Linked DNA regions of Homo sapiens: region 1 is linked to region 2. Evidence: read pairs that join two places in POLR2A ChIA-PET (ENCODE). Cell type or tissue: B cell. All regions are shown on one strand. Links, peaks and the distances in the headings refer to the core of each region. The heading gives the core; the rest is flanking DNA. Region 1 overlaps AKT3 (AKT serine/threonine kinase 3). Region 2 overlaps SDCCAG8 (SHH signaling and ciliogenesis regulator SDCCAG8).

Region 1 (9,052 bases), core at 628-8,627, 150 kb after region 2:
ACCATGAAAAGCAAAACTGCAGCTAAAGGGGGTACTGCCATAGTAACCAAAAGAGAAAAGGGGTGGCTATATTAATATCAGACAAAATAGACTTTAAATGAAAAGGCCAGAAAACACCAAAAAAAGATATTATTAATAAAAGTTAATACAGCAAGATATAACAATAATAAACACTTACATACCTAATAACAAGACCATCAAAATATATGAGGCAAAAATTGAAAGAACTGCAGAAAGCAATGACCATTTTACAATAATAGTTGGAGATTTCAATACCCTACACTCTCAATGATGAATACAACAACCAGAAAGAAAGAAGTAAGGCAACGGAAGACTTCGACAACTCAATAAAGCAACTAAATCTAAGACATATACACAAAATGCTCTATTAAATATACACAAAATACTCTACCTAACAACAGAATCTACAGTCTTTTCAAGTGCATAGGGGACGTTCTCCAGGATAGATCATATGTTGGATTACAAATAAAGTCTCAATAAACTTTAAAAGACAAATACAAAGTATCTTCTCCAACTACAACATGAAGTTAGAATATAAAGAAAACAAGAAAATTCCCAAATTTGTAGAAATTAAACAACAGACACAATCAATGACAAAGGAAATTAGAAATACTTTGAGATGAATGAAAACAAAAATACGACAGACTAAAATTTATGGGATGCCACAAAAACAGTGCTAAGGGAGAAATTTAAAGCCATAAATGCTTATACTAAATAAGAGAGATTGCAAATCAACAATCTAACTTTATAACTTAAGGAACTAGGAAAAAAATAAATTAACCCAAAGCAAGCAGTAGGAAAAAAAAATAAAGATTAAAGCAAAGACAGATAAAACAAAGAAAAGTCAACAAAGCCAAAAGTTGGTTCTTTGAAAAGATTAACAAAATTGATAAACCCTTAGCTTAACTAAGAATAAATGTATAAGGAATGAGGGAAATAGAAAATCACCATTAGAACACAACAGTAATAATTATTATGGGCAAAATCCACTGATATGGGTGTTAAAATTAGTACCTAAAAGTTTAAGAAAAAATAGGTTATTTATATAGTCCCAGAGTATTTCCTCTAAGATACTGATTACTTATGAATGGAAAAAATAGCAACTTTAAAGTGAAGAAACACAGTAGACACCACTGTAGTCAAGCAATCAAAATTAACATCACCAGTAAAAAGATATCAAAATCATTTCTTCCCTGATATGTTGCTCTGAGAAGGGCACAGCAGGAACCAAACCCCAGGTCTTGTCACACTCCAAATCTTCATAGTGTTAATCATCTTGCTATAAATGAGCATATTTTCTTTCAAGAAACGATAAATAGATTTGTTGGGAGAAAGCAGCAAGGCACTACTTCAATCAGAATAGTCTATCATTTGTGAAATATACGTAGTTCTGTACAGTTACTCAGAAAAGTGTAAGTAGTGAGATAAGACAGTGTCTAATAGGATATTCCCCAGTCTGATGAACAGAAATTAAATAATGGGATACAAGTGAGGCTAATATATAAAAGAAAAAACAGAATGGAATAGATATTTACTGATGCTTGATACACAGTAGGTAGTAATAATACACAGTAGGTAGTAATAATAGTAATAATAATTATAGCAAATATTTATAACAATAGCATATTTTAATTTCATTTGATTTGTAATTTAATTTGTTAAGTTTATTTAATACTGATGGCATGTACTATTATATTTATCTATTCATTTAACCCTGAAAATAACCATATGAGGCAGGTACTACTATTAGCCCCACTCTGTAGATAAGAAAATAAAGGCATAAAAAGTTGGATCACTTACTAAGCAGCAAAACCTACCTGACATTATACTACCTCCCAGAAAATATCAGCTTAATTAATAATAAGTGCCAGCTAGGATGCTAAATACCTTACATATCCCAATCCTCAAAATATTCCTGTCCAGAGGTTTTATTATACCAATTTAAATGAAAAAAACTAAGGCTCTGATTGGTTGCCCAACACACTGCAAGATATTGAGCACATTCGGCTTCTACCTGGTAACTGTCAGAAGTACCCCTCCTCCTCAGTTACTGTGATAAGCAAATATGTGCCCCCCATAAACATTTCCAAATGCCCCTAAGAGACCAGTACTTCCCCAAAGTACTGCTTTAAAAAGTACTGGTTGTTAAAGACTATTAGGTGAGTAGTGAACCTAGGTGTGTATGATTCCAAAGCCAATGTTCTTTCCAATAGGGGCATTGACTTGTAAAGGAGTTGAGGTCAAAACAAATGTACAAAGACAGGGAAACAAAGTTTCACAAAGTGTAAGGGGCAATACACTCCAGATGAGGAAACTATAGTAGCAAATAACTGGAAGTTGAAGTAGTCCATAAAGTATAACAGTAATTTATGTCATTTGTTGAATTAAGTAAGACTTAAAGCATGGACCAATTTGTAAAGTGTATCTCCTGAGGGAATTGGGATTTTGTTCAGAACTCTGAGTGAGAACTGACATCATTAACATGTTATTTATTTAAAAAGGTCTAAGCTGAATAAAGGTATGGGGGTGGGAAGTAAGTCTTCCTAAAATAATTTATTTTAATTTCACCATTCTAGTATTTTCAAATCTATTTAGGATGTTTTTCCATTCAATGTTATATAAGCTTTAGAATTTATGAGTAAAAATCATCTACACTAGTCAATCTTAATAAGAAATTCAGAACGATAGGAGAAATTATTAAAAAGCAATCCTAGTATAATTATGATATAGATCACAAAACATTCTCCCAAACATGCAAACATAAACATTTCTATTTCCTTAAGAGAATAGCTTTAGTATATAATATACAAATATTATGAATGTCTGAAAACTTTAAAAATTACAAATATTAATACACAAAAATTACTGTAGCAGTAGTCTACAACCATATTTTGGTTGTTTAATGGAATTTGCATACATTAGCATGTAAATTCATGAGCCCACAAACACATGCACACTGCAAACAAAAATTTAGTAATCAACTTTAATAAATCAGTTACCTTTGCAATAATGACTTCTTTCTTCAGAATCTTCATAGCATAGTATTTTCCACTTGCCTTCTCTCGAACCAAAATAACTTTCCCAAAAGTGCCTTTACCTAGTAGTTTCAAATAGTCAAAATCATTCATTGTCTGAAAAATACAAATTAAAAAATATAATATGAAGTATTTGATGCAATTTATTTGTTAGCATATATATATGTGTTTGCAATATCCACTCAAAACCAAATTTTACCAATTTATAAGCACATTTAAATGAAAAAGAATCAGACTGGCATTGGCTGTCTCATTAGCAACCATGGATGCTGAAAATAATTTAAGCAGTTCTCAGATGTTGGAGAAAATGATTTTGAACCTAGAATTCCTCAGCGAAATTATCAGTTGTGTAAAAGGGCAAAGGAGGAAAAAAATTATTTTCACTCATTTTTAAGGACTCAAGTTTTCAAGGATTTAGTAGTGCTGCTACCCCCAGAAAATGTGATAATCAAAAATGTTCCACACAAACATTTCCAAATATGCCTAAAAAAGCAGTGCTTTGGAAGGAGCTATCTGAGAATTTACTCTAGCAAAATAAAGATAAAATCCAAGAAAGAGAGAGATATAGGATATATTTATAAGAAATGTCGAGAACCTCGTATACTTCAGTTAAAATAAATCAAAGAAAGCAGTTGTTATTCCTGAGAGAGTACTTTATGCAATTCAGAACAGCAAGGAAGGGAGCTCTAAGAAGAATATCTTTAATTAATGTGCCTGTTTTCAGTTTCACTTCTCTTTCTTAAGTCAGGTAATCCTGAGGATTTTGCCAGTCACACGTGCCACTTGTTCTCTACAGTCCCCTCTATGTACTCTTTTCCTGCTCTGCTCTATCAACATTCTTCCAGAAACTTCCAAACTTTTGAAGGCATTTGTGCCCTAATGCCCCTCCCCGACCCAGCTTTTCATTTTTGTGGACTTGCCTCCTTTTGAAATTCCTTTACTTTCATATTAATAGGTTTTTGAAGAGAAGAGAAGGTAATTGTATATGATCAGTTTACATAAATTTAAACTCAGTTTAGAGGTTTATAAATATCAAATAAGTATTTGGGTTTTATCTTGAAATTACAAGTCACTGAAAATTTTAGTGCCTTTTATAACTTTTTTTTTCTGTTTATCATTTATCTAAAGTAAACGTGAGAAATATTTCAAATCAATTGTTTCAGTTTCCACCTTAACAAACTTAAAAAAAAAGCAAGTTAACCCAAAAGAGTTAGAAGAAAATGATACAGATCAGAGCAGAAATCAATTAAATTTTTAAAAGAAAGAAAAAGAGTAGAGAAAAAATCAGTGAAACCAAAAGCTAGTTCTAAAAGATCAATAAAAATTGATAAGCCTCTGGCCAGGTTGGTCAGAAAAATAGAGAAGACACAAATTACCAATATCAGGAATGACAGAGGTGGCATCACTACAGATTCTACAGATATTAAAAGAAACGTAAGAGACTATTATAAATGGCATTTTGACAATAAAATTGACACCTTTGATGAAATGAACAAATTGCTTGAAAGTCTCAAGCTTTGAAAGCTCTTTCTTTGAAAGAAACAGATAACTTGATAACCCCATATTTATTAAGAAAAATTGAGTCTGTGGTTAAATACCTTTCATCAAAGAAAACTCCAGGCCCAGATGGTTTCACTGGTGAATTCTACAGACATTTAAACAAGAAATGACACCAATTTTATACAAATTCTTTCTGAAAATTAAAATGAGGAATACTTCTCATTCATTCTGAGACAAGCATCATCCTGATACTGAGATAGGAGTTTGGCAGGTCTCCTTTCACAAGATGCAGGTCACAAAGACCCTGCTGGTAAAACAGGATACAGTAAAGAAGCCAGTCAAAACCCACCAAAACCAAGATGGTGATGAAAGTGACCTCCGGTTGTCCCCACTGCTCATTATACATTCATTATAATATATTATCATGCCAAAGGAACCTCCCATCAGTGCCATGACAGTTTACAAATGCCATGACATATCGGGAAGTTACCCTGTATGGTCTGAAAACGGGGGAAACTGTCAGTTCTGGGAATTCCCTGCCCCTTCACCAGAAAACTCAGGAGTAATCCACCCCTTGTTTAGCATATGATTAAAAAATAACCACAAAAATAGCCAACCAGTAGCCATCAGGGCTGCTCTGCCTATGGAGTAGCCACCCTTTCATTCTTTTACTTTCTTAATAAACTTGCTTTCACTTTATTCTGTTGTTTGCTCTTGAATTCCTTCTTGTGTGAAGCCAAGAACCCATGTGGTCTCCCAGGCTGAACCCCAATTTTTTGACAATACCAAAATGAGAGGAAAACAATGCAAGAAAACTACATCCCAATATCTCTCATGTATATTACATAAAAATTCTTAAAATTTTAGAAATGCCTACGTTCACTTTCAACATTTTTTGCTGCTCATATTTTTTATAATTTTCCCCAAATGTCAAATTAAAGTGTCTTACATTCAATAATATCTCTAGTTCAAAGATAAAGTAGCAAAGAGATAGCAGGGAAAATAATAAGATATATTAATTCAACTAAAAATCAAACATGTAGCTCTAAATATCAAATATAGTAAATCAGCTAGTGTCATTTGAACAAATAACAGGTAATATTAGATTTAATTGCATTAATAGAGCAGAAAAAATCAGGGAATACTACATAACAAGCTATTTGTGCTAGGTAGTCTGCAAAGATGGCTGCCACAAATTCCCATTTCTCCCTGTATGCACATTCCACTCTTCCCATGAAGGGGTGGAGTCAACTTTCTCTCTCCCCGGGCTAACCCTGTATCTTGCTTTGAACACAGAATATGATCAAACTGATACTATGCCAGTAACAGACAAAGCCTTTAAGCCTGGCAGTTTATGCGTTCTCTCTCTTGGAAAGCTCTAGAAAGCCAGCTCTAATGCTGTCAGTTAGTCCATATTATCCTGCTGGAGAGAGAGGCCATGTGGAGAGACCCTGGAAGATAAATTACCACTCCGAGAGAGAGACCAAGTGGAGGAGAACCAAGACACCATAGCCAACAGTCAGCACCAAGGCCCCAGACACATAAGGAAGGTTTTGTTGGATTTTCCAGCCCACCCATGTATAAGCTGTAGGCAGCTGATTGAGAGCCATGCATGCAAGACCAACAGAGTGGCCCAAACTACAAAATCATGAGATATTTACATGGCTATTGTTTTAAGACATTAAATTTGAGGTAGTTTGTTCCACAGCGTGAGGGTTAATACTGAGTGTCAATTTGATTGTATTGAAAGATGCAAAATATTGATCCTGGGTGTATCTGTGAGGGTGTTGCCAAAGGAGATTAATATTTGAGTCAGTGGGCTGGGAAAGGCATACCCACCCTTAAGCCGGGTGGGCACCATCTAATCAGCTGCCAGTGTGGCTAGAATATAAAGCAGGCAGAAAAACATGAAAAGGCTAGACTGGCTTAGCCTCCCAGCCTACGTCTTTCTGCTGTGCTGGAGGCTTCCTGCCCTCGAACATCAACTCCAAGTTCTTCAGCACTGGGACTCAAACTGGCTTCCTTGCTCCTCAGTTTGCAGATGGCCTATTGTGGAACCTTGTGATCGTGTGTTTAATACTCCTTAATAAACTCCATATATATGTGTGTGTGTATATATATATATATACACACACACACACACGCACACACACACACATACATATATACACACATATATATATATATATTATTAATTCTGTCCCTCTAGAGAACCCTAATACACATGGCAAGTAACTCAGAAACATTATTTTCATAACCAGGCCAGAGTGTCAATTTATTGCTCAAAGTTTCATTTGGACAGTATGTTCCTCATTTTTTTATTTAAAAGCACTAGAAAATAATACTTGCTGTGCCTTATTATTAAATATCATAGAAAATGAAATTGAATTATTGGGGGGTAAAAATTAGAAAACAATCTGTAAAATGCTTTATGACATTTTCAGTTGAAAACAATATTTAATTATAAAATATTACTATATTCCTTAAGAATTGCAATCCTTATTCTTGGCTGGGCGTGGTGGCTCACACCTGTAATCCCACAATTTGAAAGACCAAGGCAGGTGGATCACTTGAGTGCATGAGTTTGAGACCAGCCTGGGCAACATGGCAAAACCCTGTCTCTACAAAAAAATACAAAAATTAGCCAAGTGCAGTGGCAGGTGTCTGTAGTCCCAGCTACCTGGGAGGCTGAGTTGGGAGAATTACCTGAGCCTGTGAAGTTAAGGCTGCAGTGAGTCACGATTGTGCCACTGCACTCCAGCCTAAGTGATAGGAGTGAGACCTTGTCTCAAATGAAAATAAATAAATAAGTAAATAGTAAAATTGCAATTCTTAGGAACAATGAGGCTAAAAAAAAAGTATGACAGCCTTCACTGAACTTCACAGCTTGTCAGTTTGACTCTCAATCTTTAAAAAAAAGGGAATTTACATGGAAATTACTATTAGTTAAAAAGCACTGTATGTGATAAAATCAGAAACAGATTTCCCATCTATTTTGACAGAACTTCAGGAAATTAAAAAGGTATTTTTGCTATCAAATGCTCATGGTCAGAATGGTATACACAGTAATTGTGTAGTCTTTACAAATGAAATGTACACTATTACAAAATGTTTTGGTCTTCTGGATGATGTTATGGAAAAAGATACAGTAAGTCCTTTTTTTTGTTTGTTTGTTTGTTTTGAGACGGAGTCTCGCTCTGTCGCCCAGGCTAGAGTGCAGTGGCACGATCTCGGCTCACTGCAAGCTCTGCCTCCTGAGATCACGACATTCTCCTGCCTCAGCCTCCCGAGTAGCTGGGACTACAGGCGCCCGCCACCACGCCTGGTTAATTTTTTGTATTTTTAGTAGAGACGGGGTTTCACCGTGTTAGCCAGGATGGTCTCGATCTCCTGACCTTGTGATCCGCCCACCTTGGCCTCCCAAAGTGCTGGGATTACAGGCGTGAGCCACCACGCCCAGCCACAGTAAGTCTTTAATAAAAATATAGGAGTATGAATACTCTCCAGAAAAATAATCCTCCTCCAAAGCCTGATCTTAAGAATTTATTGGGGAAATACTTTACAGTTACACTCTTCCCTTTACATGTTTACGTGGCTGTTTTAGGTAAAGAGATACATGGGCATATATAACAAATGCTTAATAAATGTGTTCAAATCAGGCACACCAGAATATAAGACACTGTCTAGCCCACAAATTAGATTAAAAATAAACATATAATCAATGAGGAACATAAAGAACTTCCAAGAATACCACAGTATTAGCATATTTGGTCAAAAAAAGATAAATTCCAGATACATTTACAATGTAACAGCAAAACCAAGTAAGTAGAAAGAGGAAAAGAGCTCTGACGAAGTTCACTCCTTTGCCTCCATCTCTGCCCACTTCTCCTGGTGCTCTTTCTCACGGGAAGAGGTGGAGCTAATGTTATTAGTCAACTTCTACATTGGTTACGTCGCTTCTCCCTTTTAAATAAGCAGATTCATGCAGTGTGAGATCATGAGATTTCAGCAGGTCTGGCCATTGTTCTTTTTTTCCTTCTCTTTTTCTCTGGATACTGGCCACTGGTATGAGTTACTACAGCCAGGAATTAGGTGATACAATCCCAAGAACTGGAGTCAAACTTAGTGGGAAAGCAGGAGGCACTGCTTATACTTTAAACGTAAATCATGAGATTATAGCCAGTTGATCCCAGAGAAGCTTATGCTAGTCTGTTAAAAATTAAGCAGAATTTTGACTCTCACTTGGCTTTTTATCCTTTTATGCTATGCCCCTTCACATACTTGACAAGGCATACAAGAATGGTAGCTTGGCTGACCAAGATTAGGCACTTCTGGGTTCTCTAAGCAAATTCCTCTGAAACGCTATCTTTTAATTAAAACATAGAACCACATTTTCTTTTAATTCAAACAAAGAAGAGCACTTAAATCTGTCTGTGAGGCCCTTGCCTCTTTACACCCAACATCCTTCCTTTCCAATTGAGTTTTTAACTGGCAGA
Region 2 (9,052 bases), core at 528-8,527:
AATGTTCTTCATTTCCATGAGGAAGACGCCGCTCCCAGGGAAATAGTGAGTCTAAGCACTTTGAGAACACTTATCTAAGAGGAAGGACAATCTTAGCTGTAGTCAGAGTGACCACAGGGAGGAGGCTCTGGTCTGAAAACATTTCAGAACAAAGGATTTTACCACTACCACCAAAACCAAACCCAAAACAAAACCCCAAAACAACAACTAAAACCTTCCACTGTAGTCCGTAGGTAGCTCCCAGGGGGAATTGTCCAGTGAAGCAAAAAACTCTCATTGAAAAACATACACGCATAAGGATATAGGCCCCCTCTGGGGAAGGAAGGGGCTGGCCTGGAGAAGAAATCCATTGGTAGTGGCCCTGTGGAGCTGGTGCTAGGTTCACAAGTGTTCATTTGGTTATTATACCTCATGACTTATGTATACATTGCATATATTTTGTATGTATCACATACAACATAAAAAAATTTAAATCTATGTATTCACTTGCTTTCACAGTATTCATAGCAAATGAGTGTCTGAAGCATAGGACCAGAGCTGGCAGCTTGCACCGCTTCTGTTTTGCATAAGATATTTTCCCCAGCCCACTCAGCTCTATAAAGTTGTTTTGTATTTCACCACTTGCTCCATCTTATCTTGAAGCCTTGCATATTTTTTTAAATGCTGGTTCTGATCATGCTTGCAGGGTGTGGCTCAGAGGATCGCTGTTGGACCAATGGAGATCTGCCTGGGCCCAGCACTCTTATGAGTCCCCTGTGATTTCATCAGCATCTGCCTTTAGAAACCCGGGCGTGTTTGTTCCCATGGTAACTGCTGCCCCTGACACGCCTGAAATTCCTGGGATGCCCTTGCGTGGAAGGGGAGCCCGTGCTGCCCATTCTACCCCTGCATGGGGCAGCTGCTTTTCTCCCTCAGGGTCCCCAGTCCTACCCAGGCAGGGGTGGCAGTTGTTCATCTGCAGATCCTGAAGGACATGGACCCTGTGCCTGAGATTAGGACGGCCGCACCAGCCTGGGTGCAGGCTCCCTCAAGTGTCCTTCCTCATGGACCCGCGGACCCTACGCTGTGCTGTGAGGGCCGGGGAGCACAGGGGCTTCCTGGGAGGAGGACTGGCTTCCTGCCCCTGATGGGGCCTGGCCACAGCTCCCAGGGCTCCATGACAGCACAGTGAAGATAGCAACCACATCCTGGGGGCCCTGGATGCAATCCCTGCCTGTTGCAAAGATGAGATAAAGGCGCGGGAAAGAAGGGTCTGAATTAGGGGTTGAGCTCTGAAATCGGACGATTCTGTGTTTCCTGCCGCATGGAGGGCGTGTGTGGTTCGCAGGCTGTGGGGGGCTTCTTGCAGCGGGGGCTGCTGCCTAAACAGACTCCGCGGGCCCCATGATGGCAAACCCCCTCGCCCCGTTCATGACTTAATGCCTCCTAGAAGAAAAGGCTAAAAACAAGACACACAGAACAAGAAATTGCACTCTCTCAAAACGACAGTCGCCCTGAAACGGACGCTGGAAGAGGTTTCCAGGCCCGTGGCGACGGTGAGGGGGGTGAAGGTCGCAGGTGGAGGGCACGGGGCGGCGGCTGCGGAGCCCGGGGAGGAGGCGGCGGGCGCCCGGGTCTTCCTCGGAGCGCGCCCCCTGGGCTGGGCGGCGTGTCCCTGCCTCCCGCCGGCGCCCTCGTCCCCGCAGCAGCGTCCCCGCCGCCACCCCGCTGCCTCGTCGCCTTTCTCGCAAACAGCGGTGCCCTCTACGTGGGGGATCCTGGAGGCTGCTGAGCACGAGCGCCCTCCGCGACCCGCCCCTGCTCCCGCCTCCACTCTTGCCTCGGGGGGAGGGTCTCAGTCTTCTGCCTAAGGCGCCCTCCTCCCTTGGGAAGTCCGCCGTCCTCTGCCGTGAAGATTGCCCCTCTCTCCTCCAGTGCCTCCTCCCCAGCGGCTTCGGTGGCTCCCACCCTCCGCACCCCGTCTCGCGACCTCCCCGCCAGCCCAGCCCCTCACCAGAAGAGGCTTTCTCTTCCAGCCCCTGAAATCTGGCTTCTGCCCCAGCCAGGAGGCTCCGCAGGGCGCTCCGCCACCAGGTGGCATTTCCCACAAACCGGCCACTCCGCCCTGACCCCTCTCCTCCCTGGACCTCCGTCTCCCAGTTTTCCTCCCTCCAGGATCCCACTCTCAGTGTCTTGCCGGATTCCAGTCCACTGCCAGCCATTGAAGGCGGAGGTTCCTTAACCCCTATCCTGGGGCGAGCCCTTCCCTCTCACTGCAGAAGAGCTTCTCAGCTAGGGGGGTCGTGCGGGCCCGGAGAGCTGCATTTTTAACAAACTCCCCACACTGACAATCTTTGCCAACCCTTCCCAGGCAAATCTTGCCCCCACGTTCATGGTCTCGCCTCCCAGCAGGTTTGGCCCACCCAGCTAGAGCTCCAGCTCGGCCCTTCCTAAGCCCCAAGTTGCATAGCTGCCTGGTGGGTGCGTGTTCCACAGGTACCTCGGACTCGCCCTGACCCCAGAACGTCTCTTCTACGCCAGGCCGATCCCTCCTGCCATCCTCTGTCTGTTAAATGGCACTGCCATTGCCTGCAGGACGAAGTCCATATTTGCTGGTTTGGCTACAGAGTCCAGCGTCGCCTTCCTCTGAGCAGCCTGCAGCCTCTGGTGCAGCCACACTGCACAGCTTGCAGTTTCCAGACACGCATTGGCCTTTGCAGTGCGGCCCCGAAGTGGGAAGGCCCCGCCCCTGGCCCTGGCCAGAAAAGCACCCACTCATCCTTTCCCATCCCAGCTTGCCCGCTGAGTGACTTTGAATCAATGATTCATGTTGTCTGTGCCTCAGTTTCCTTAACCTTAAAGTGGCATAATAATTAGTTCCTGCCTCATGGAATTGTGAGTGCTAAATAAACAGTAAGTCTAGTGCCCGACATAAAAGTGCTCAGCATACGACGATCATGAGCCATGTCTAAGCAGGCGCAAGCCCTCCCAGGCTTCTCATCTGCAATATTGGCCATTTCTCTTCATGCCTCAGTGTCCTGTTTGAGTTGAGCATGTTTTTTTTACAAGTGAGTCTCTCCTCCATTGGCCGGGAACCGCCCGAGAGCCGGGAGCATTTGTCATTCTTGATGGACCCCCAGGTCTTAAATCAGTACTTGACCCTTAAGAGGTGTTGGCCGGGCGCGGTGGCTCACGCCTGTAATCCCAGCACTTTGGGAGGCCAAGGCGGGCAGATCACGAGGTCAGGAGTTAGAGACCAGCCTGGCCAACATCGTGAAACCCCATCTCTACTAAAAATACAAAAATTAGACAGGTGTGGTGGTGCGCGCCTATAGTCCCAGCTACCTGGGAGGCTGAGGCAGGAGAATTTCTTGAACCCAGGAGGCAGAGGTTGCAGTGAGCCAAGATTATGCCACTGCACTCCAGCCTGGGCAACAGAGCAAGACTCCATCTCAAAAAAAAAAAAAGAAGAAGAAGCAGAAGAAGAGAGGTGTTTAGCAAGGCTTGGTTCGTTTGGTGAATTAACTCAGTGAGTTAACCACCATTAACGATGGTTAAGGACACTTGGGCGCTGGCTCGATTTGACTCCGAGCTTTACCGATTACTTGTGTGACTTTGTGCAAGTTAATTAACATCTCAGCTTGTTTTCTCATCTGTGAAATGGGGATGATACTAGCATGTACCTCCTAGGACTATAGTGAACTTTTAATTAAGATAATTATTGAATTTAACAGGTAGTTTATTAATGAAATTTACATAGGTAATTGTGGCGCAGTGAGCCCAGGGGCTCAAGGTGTTAGCAGTCATCAACAGTGCTATTTGAAACTGTGGGTGGATGAAGAGGTGAACTCAACACCACAAATATGACAGAGCAGTAACCACCATGGAAAAGAAAAGAGAGCTTATGTGTCTAGGACACCCCAAGAAATCTCTTCTGAATGAATGATGGCAATGAAATAGCCATTAACAGAGGGTAGGCTGGTTTGTGCAGGGTTGGAGGCTTTTCCAAAAATAAATAACTTTCAAAAAATCTCAGCCAGGCGCGGTGGCTCATGCCTGTAATCCCAGCACTTTGGGAGGCTGAGGTGGGTGAATCATGAGGTCAGGAGTTCAAGACAAGCCTGGCCAAGATGGTGAAACCCTGTCTCTACGAAAAATATAAAAATTAGCTGGGCACGGTGGCAGGAGCCTATAATCCCAGCTACGGCAGGAGAATCGCTTGAACCCAGGAGGCGGAGGTTGCAGTGAGCTGACATAGCACCGCTGCACCCTAGCCTGGGCAACAAAGCAAGACTTCGTATCAAGAAAAAAAAAAAAATCAATCTCGGGCCGGGCGTGGTGGCTCACGCCTGTAATCCCAGCACTTTGGGAGGCTGAGGCGAGTGGATCACTTGAGGTCAGGAGTTTGAGACCAGCCTGACCAACATGGAGAAACCCCGTCTCTACTAAAAATACAAAATTAGCCGCCGTTGTGGCACATGCCTGTAATTCCAGCTACTCTACTCGGGAGGCTGAGACAGGAGAATTGTTTGAACCCGGAGGCGGAGGTTGCGGTGAGCCGAGATCGCACCATTGTACTCCAGCCTGGGCAACAAGAGCAAAACTCTGCCTCCAAAAAAAAAAAAAAAAAAAAAAAAAAAATCTCTTTTCCCAATATTTGTAATACTGGGAGTGTTCAAGTTGATTTAAAAATTGAGTCAATTGGAATCCATCCTCAGCTCTTAGCTGTGAAGGGAGAGCTGCCCCTTCTTAGGGATCTCACTTCTCACAGCAGGGGTGCTTCTGTGTGTGGACATCCTGGTCAGCTGGTCCCCTGCTGTCTTGTGGGGCTCACACCCAGGCACTTGATTCAGCGGGGTCTGGGTGGTGTCTCCTTCCTCCTTCCCACCCCAGTAATCGCTATAGCCTTCCCAGGCCCCCAGGTTGCAAAGCACTCTGGACTAAACCTCCTCCAGGTTCTGAGGGCTCCATAGGAGGAAGGTCTAGGCCAGAACCGGCCCCATCGCTGAAGGTGGAGCCAGGGTGGCCGGCCGTGACCGGTGTTTATGCTGTGAGAGCGGCTTTGGCCCTGCCCATTGCCCTGGATGGGCTGCCATCCCTTTTCAGGAGTTCAAAACCACATACTGAGCCCATCGGTCCAAAGGACCATCATCTCATTTGATCCAAGCACAGGGCAAGGGACCACATGGACAATGGCTGCTCGTGGCACCTTCTTGCCATGCAGCCATGTCATGGTGTCACTTGTCACGTTTCCTGGCACCTTCTTGCCATGCAGCAATGTCATGATGTCATTTGTCACGTTTCTGTTCCATTCTTTTCGAGCAAGCAGGAAGCCACGGGGCTACCTCAGTTGCTCTTAGCCAGTAGCTCTCTCCACAGGTAGGCCTTCATCGGAGGGGAAAAGCCACCTTAGGGTTCCAGAGCTCAAGGGCGAATGATGCTTTCCACCCACTAATTTAAATACGGAAGCATCAGATTGTCTGCTTCTCAAGGAAAAGAGCTGTTACCATCTCTGTCTCTTCAATGGGACCCACTCCTGGGCCCCACAGCAGGGCAGGTGCTCAGATGAATGGTGGCCGCCTGCCTGTGTCAGAGGGTCGGCCTAGGCAGGTTCCCCAGTCCGCTGGCCCGGGACGTCCTCCTCTCTCCCGGCCGCTCACTGTTCAGGACAGCCCGGGCCCCCCCCTGGGGCCTTGCAGGAGAGCTTCTGTGATCCACTGGGTGGCTTTGAGGGTAGCTCCCAGGAAAGGCTGCCTCAGCCCCAGCGTGATGGGGACGGGTAGGGGCCGATGAGGCTTCCCAGAGCAGCGATGGCCTTAGGTATTGCCAGAAGGAAACCTACTTTTCCTCCAAGATCAGAGGGAAGGATGAGGTGGGGTGTTGGAGCATCACCATATATATACATCACACACACAGGGAAACACTCCTACTTGGATGGAGGATCTTTGCTGTTCTGTTGAGGCCAGCCTGATCCTGGAGGCAGGGCAGGGCCTGGCTGTTGCCCAGGCTCCAAAGAGGCGCCAGGGCGTCCCTTAGTCCTTACACTTTCTCCAGAACCTGCGGGCAGCAGGAGGCCCTTGTCGGGACAGGCAAGGGGGGCGGTGGTGCGGAATTGTGGGCGTGGCAGTCGGAGGTGCCAAGCCCGGGGAGGCGGGGCTTCCTGGGAGCATGCGTAGTGCCGGCTCTGCCTGGGCGGGGTCCTAGGCTGCTGCTCCCGCCTCCCCCGGCACAGGTAGGGCGCCCCGCAGACCCGGACAACGCTGGGTGTGGCTGAAAACAGGGAGTCATGGTGCGTTCTGGGGAAGGGTCAGGGCTGGGGGCTCGGGCCCCTGGACCAAAGACTCTAGCCAAATCCATCGGAGGCTGAGCAGGGCGATGGGGCAGGGCCGGGGGAGCCGTGGGGAAATGGGAGGGTGTGGGCCGAGCAGCGCCGGAGGCAGGTACCGACCATCGCCGGGTTTCCCAGAGGGCAGTGGTACCTGTGCCCACATGTGCGGCCTTTTTTGTAAAGGAACCTATCCCAACCCGAAGGCCCAAACGTGTGGCCGTGTAAGTTTAGTTGTGCCCGGAGTCCCAGGAGAGCCCGGACTGAGGGCAGCCAGAGGCCGGTGTCCGCAGAACGGCCCACGAGGCCTTCGGCTCAGTAGCCTGGAGTTTGAAATGCACCTTGAGCTTTAATGGCCTTTTCCTTGTGAGAATTCGAGTTAACGTGCCTGCTGGTGCTTTTGATGGGTGAGGACGGTGAGGCAGGCCACACATCTCGCTTCTTTCCAGAACACTTCTGGGTAGTCGTTCAATTCCACATTTAATCCAAAGCCAACAGTTCCATGGGTGACTGTGCTGCTGGCTGTAGGAAGCCGACTGTGGACAGATGAGGATAATGGTCTGAGTGAATTAGCAAGTCTGGAGAGGAGCGCCCATCAGCAGAATGACAAATTTAGGATCTTTAAAGACATCTGGTCAGCGATGCCGGAGCTCGTGATTGACTGAGTGATTAATAATGGAAAACCCTTACTTCAGTGTTTCCACGGCCCTCACCCACTTCCCCAGCCGGGGCGGCCGTCTGCTCAGCCTGCCAGAGACCTTTCCAGCTGAACAATGGCGGCATTTAGGCCCCTCATCTTTGACCTCTGCTTGGGAGTTCAAAGCTTCCTTTTCCTTCTACTTACCCCACTTATCTGCGTGTTTTCTAATTGATAGTGTACTGAGATGGCTCCCAGTTCCCACGCACATTTGCTAGAATGTTACCTTCACACAGTGCGTACCAAGGACCTAGTGCCAGCCAGAGCCTGGCACCTCAGGGTCACCCTAGGCGTCCTGCTCATGGTTCCCTATCAGGGGCTTCCCTCAGATACACACAGCCCCTGGGCCTGTTGAAAGGCTGACGTTATCCCTCTTTAATTCTGCGGTGGATTTTTCTCCAGGCTAAGGCAGCTGGATAAGCACAGCCAGGCCACAGCCCAGCAGCTGGTGCAGCTCCTCAGCAAGCAGAACCAGCTTCTCCTGGAGAGGCAGAGCCTGTCGGAAGAGGTGGACCGGCTGCGGACCCAGGTACTGTGCAGAACGCGGCGCAGGTGGGAGTCCTTGGGCGGGCGTCTACAGGTGGATCTTTTATGCACCTCAACAGGCCGGCTTTCTCACGGATCACATCGGTTAGCAGTAAGCTGGGAGGGAGGTCCCGAAGACTGTGCTGGGCACAGTGCAGGACCCAGAGAAGCGGAGCCATGGGCCCGTCCTGGTGAGGGAGTTAAAGTCCGTGCAGGTGAACAGACCCCGGCCCGCGAATCAACGAACCACACCGAGTGCCAAGTTGCGCCGTGCAGGCTGCGGAGGGTGCGAGAGCAGGGAGAAGCGGGAGGACGGCCGTGGGCGGCAGAACAGGCTTTTTGGAGGATGGTGGCCTTGAGCTGCCTCTGAAGGTCGTGTATGGTTTGAATTGGTTGAGGAAAGAGGTGTTCCCAATTAGCAAAGTCGTCTTGAATGGAAGGCAGGCATCTCATCCTAAATTAGCTGACTGATTACTGGGCTAATATCTGGAGTGCTTGCAGAGCACCCGGCAGTGTTACACACAGAACATGCATTAATTCCCTTTACCCTTGAACAAGCAGGCGATGCTGACTTTATTGTCTTCATGGTTTAGATAGGGAAACTAAGGCCCAGACAAGCATTACAGCTGGCAAGTAGGGACACCGCAAACGGAGGCTAAGCCTGACTCCACAGCCCAGGCTTTCCCCATTCAGGTTAGATCCGGGGCCACCAGCAGGGAAAAGGGAGGAAGGAAAGTGTCCCGGTGAATTTGGAACACAGTATGAAACCTCGTTTGCTAAATCGCTTCTCTTCCTGTCAGAGAGGCTGTGCATTTTGCCCCGTCAAGCAGTTTGTTAGGATAATGAGGTGGTCCGTGGGCTGACCAAGGCCTCCGCCTTTAATTAGGATTGCACCCAGGTGCTCTGTGAGTGCCCTGGGGACTTCAGGCAGTAAGTGCTTGGAATGATTAATATGAAAAATGCATCTGGAAATGAAAACGAAGAGGAGTCTCATTCTCCTCACAAAATGACCCTGTGCTCAAGGAACCTGTAAGTACTGACTTTTCCCACTCGGTCCAAAATCCCTCTGCCAAACATGTGTTCACAGACAGTAAATGAGCACACCCAGGCGCCACGGAGCTAAGGCCTGGAGGTGGAAATGCCTCTACTGTCCCCATGCTTCTGAGACTGCTCCCAGGGACTGTGGGGGAGCGGGCCGCTCAAAGTCCGAGCCACAGCCGCACTGCCACAGCTAATCTAGGAGGCGAGGCCTCACCTGGCACGCTCCATGGCAGGGCCCTGGAACCTGAATTTTGCCAAGCTGTTGGGATGATTCTGGACGACACTACATTTTGAAAACCTCTGAAGTGTTTGGAGCTGGAAAGAACAGAGAATTATTCCAGGTTGTGTCACTGTGCTGAATCCCCTGCCCCCGCTTCGGACAAGTAACTTAAGCCTTTTTCCAGCCTCAGTTTCTCCTCTGCACAGTGGGCATGGTGCACGCCTGGCTTCACGGGCTACTGGGAGTGCTGAGTGCAGGCGGGATG

What was found. Peaks named below come from ENCODE experiments on the same cell type or tissue, not always from the same donor. Only the 100,000 strongest peaks of a DNase experiment are listed, where the experiment ranks them.
Region 1: POLR2A ChIA-PET joins it to region 2 with 11 read pairs; 2 of 35 experiments call an interaction of 5 or more read pairs at or near these places.

The regions. Positions count from the first base shown.
Region 1 is chr1:243,634,591-243,643,642 of GRCh38, forward strand. It overlaps AKT3 (AKT serine/threonine kinase 3), which reads right to left. Exons shown (of 14, transcript NM_005465.7): 6 at 3,021-3,152. Among named protein-coding and RNA genes, the nearest start is that of AKT3-IT1, 160 kb to the right of the region's middle. In B cell, for the core only: no CTCF peak of the experiment used is centred there; a DNase peak (open chromatin) is centred at 3,811.
Region 2 is chr1:243,481,611-243,490,662 of GRCh38, forward strand. SDCCAG8 (SHH signaling and ciliogenesis regulator SDCCAG8) reads left to right here. Exons shown (of 18, transcript NM_006642.5): 17 at 7,404-7,530. It also overlaps a transcript of AKT3 not described here. Among named protein-coding and RNA genes, the nearest start is that of MIR4677, 140 kb to the left of the region's middle. RefSeq lists enhancers at 543-1,158, 2,481-3,039, 8,229-8,752, 8,753-9,052. In B cell, for the core only: no CTCF peak of the experiment used is centred there; a DNase peak (open chromatin) is centred at 1,649; H3K4me3 peaks cover 1,506 bases; H3K27ac peaks cover 437 bases; H3K27me3 peaks cover 965 bases.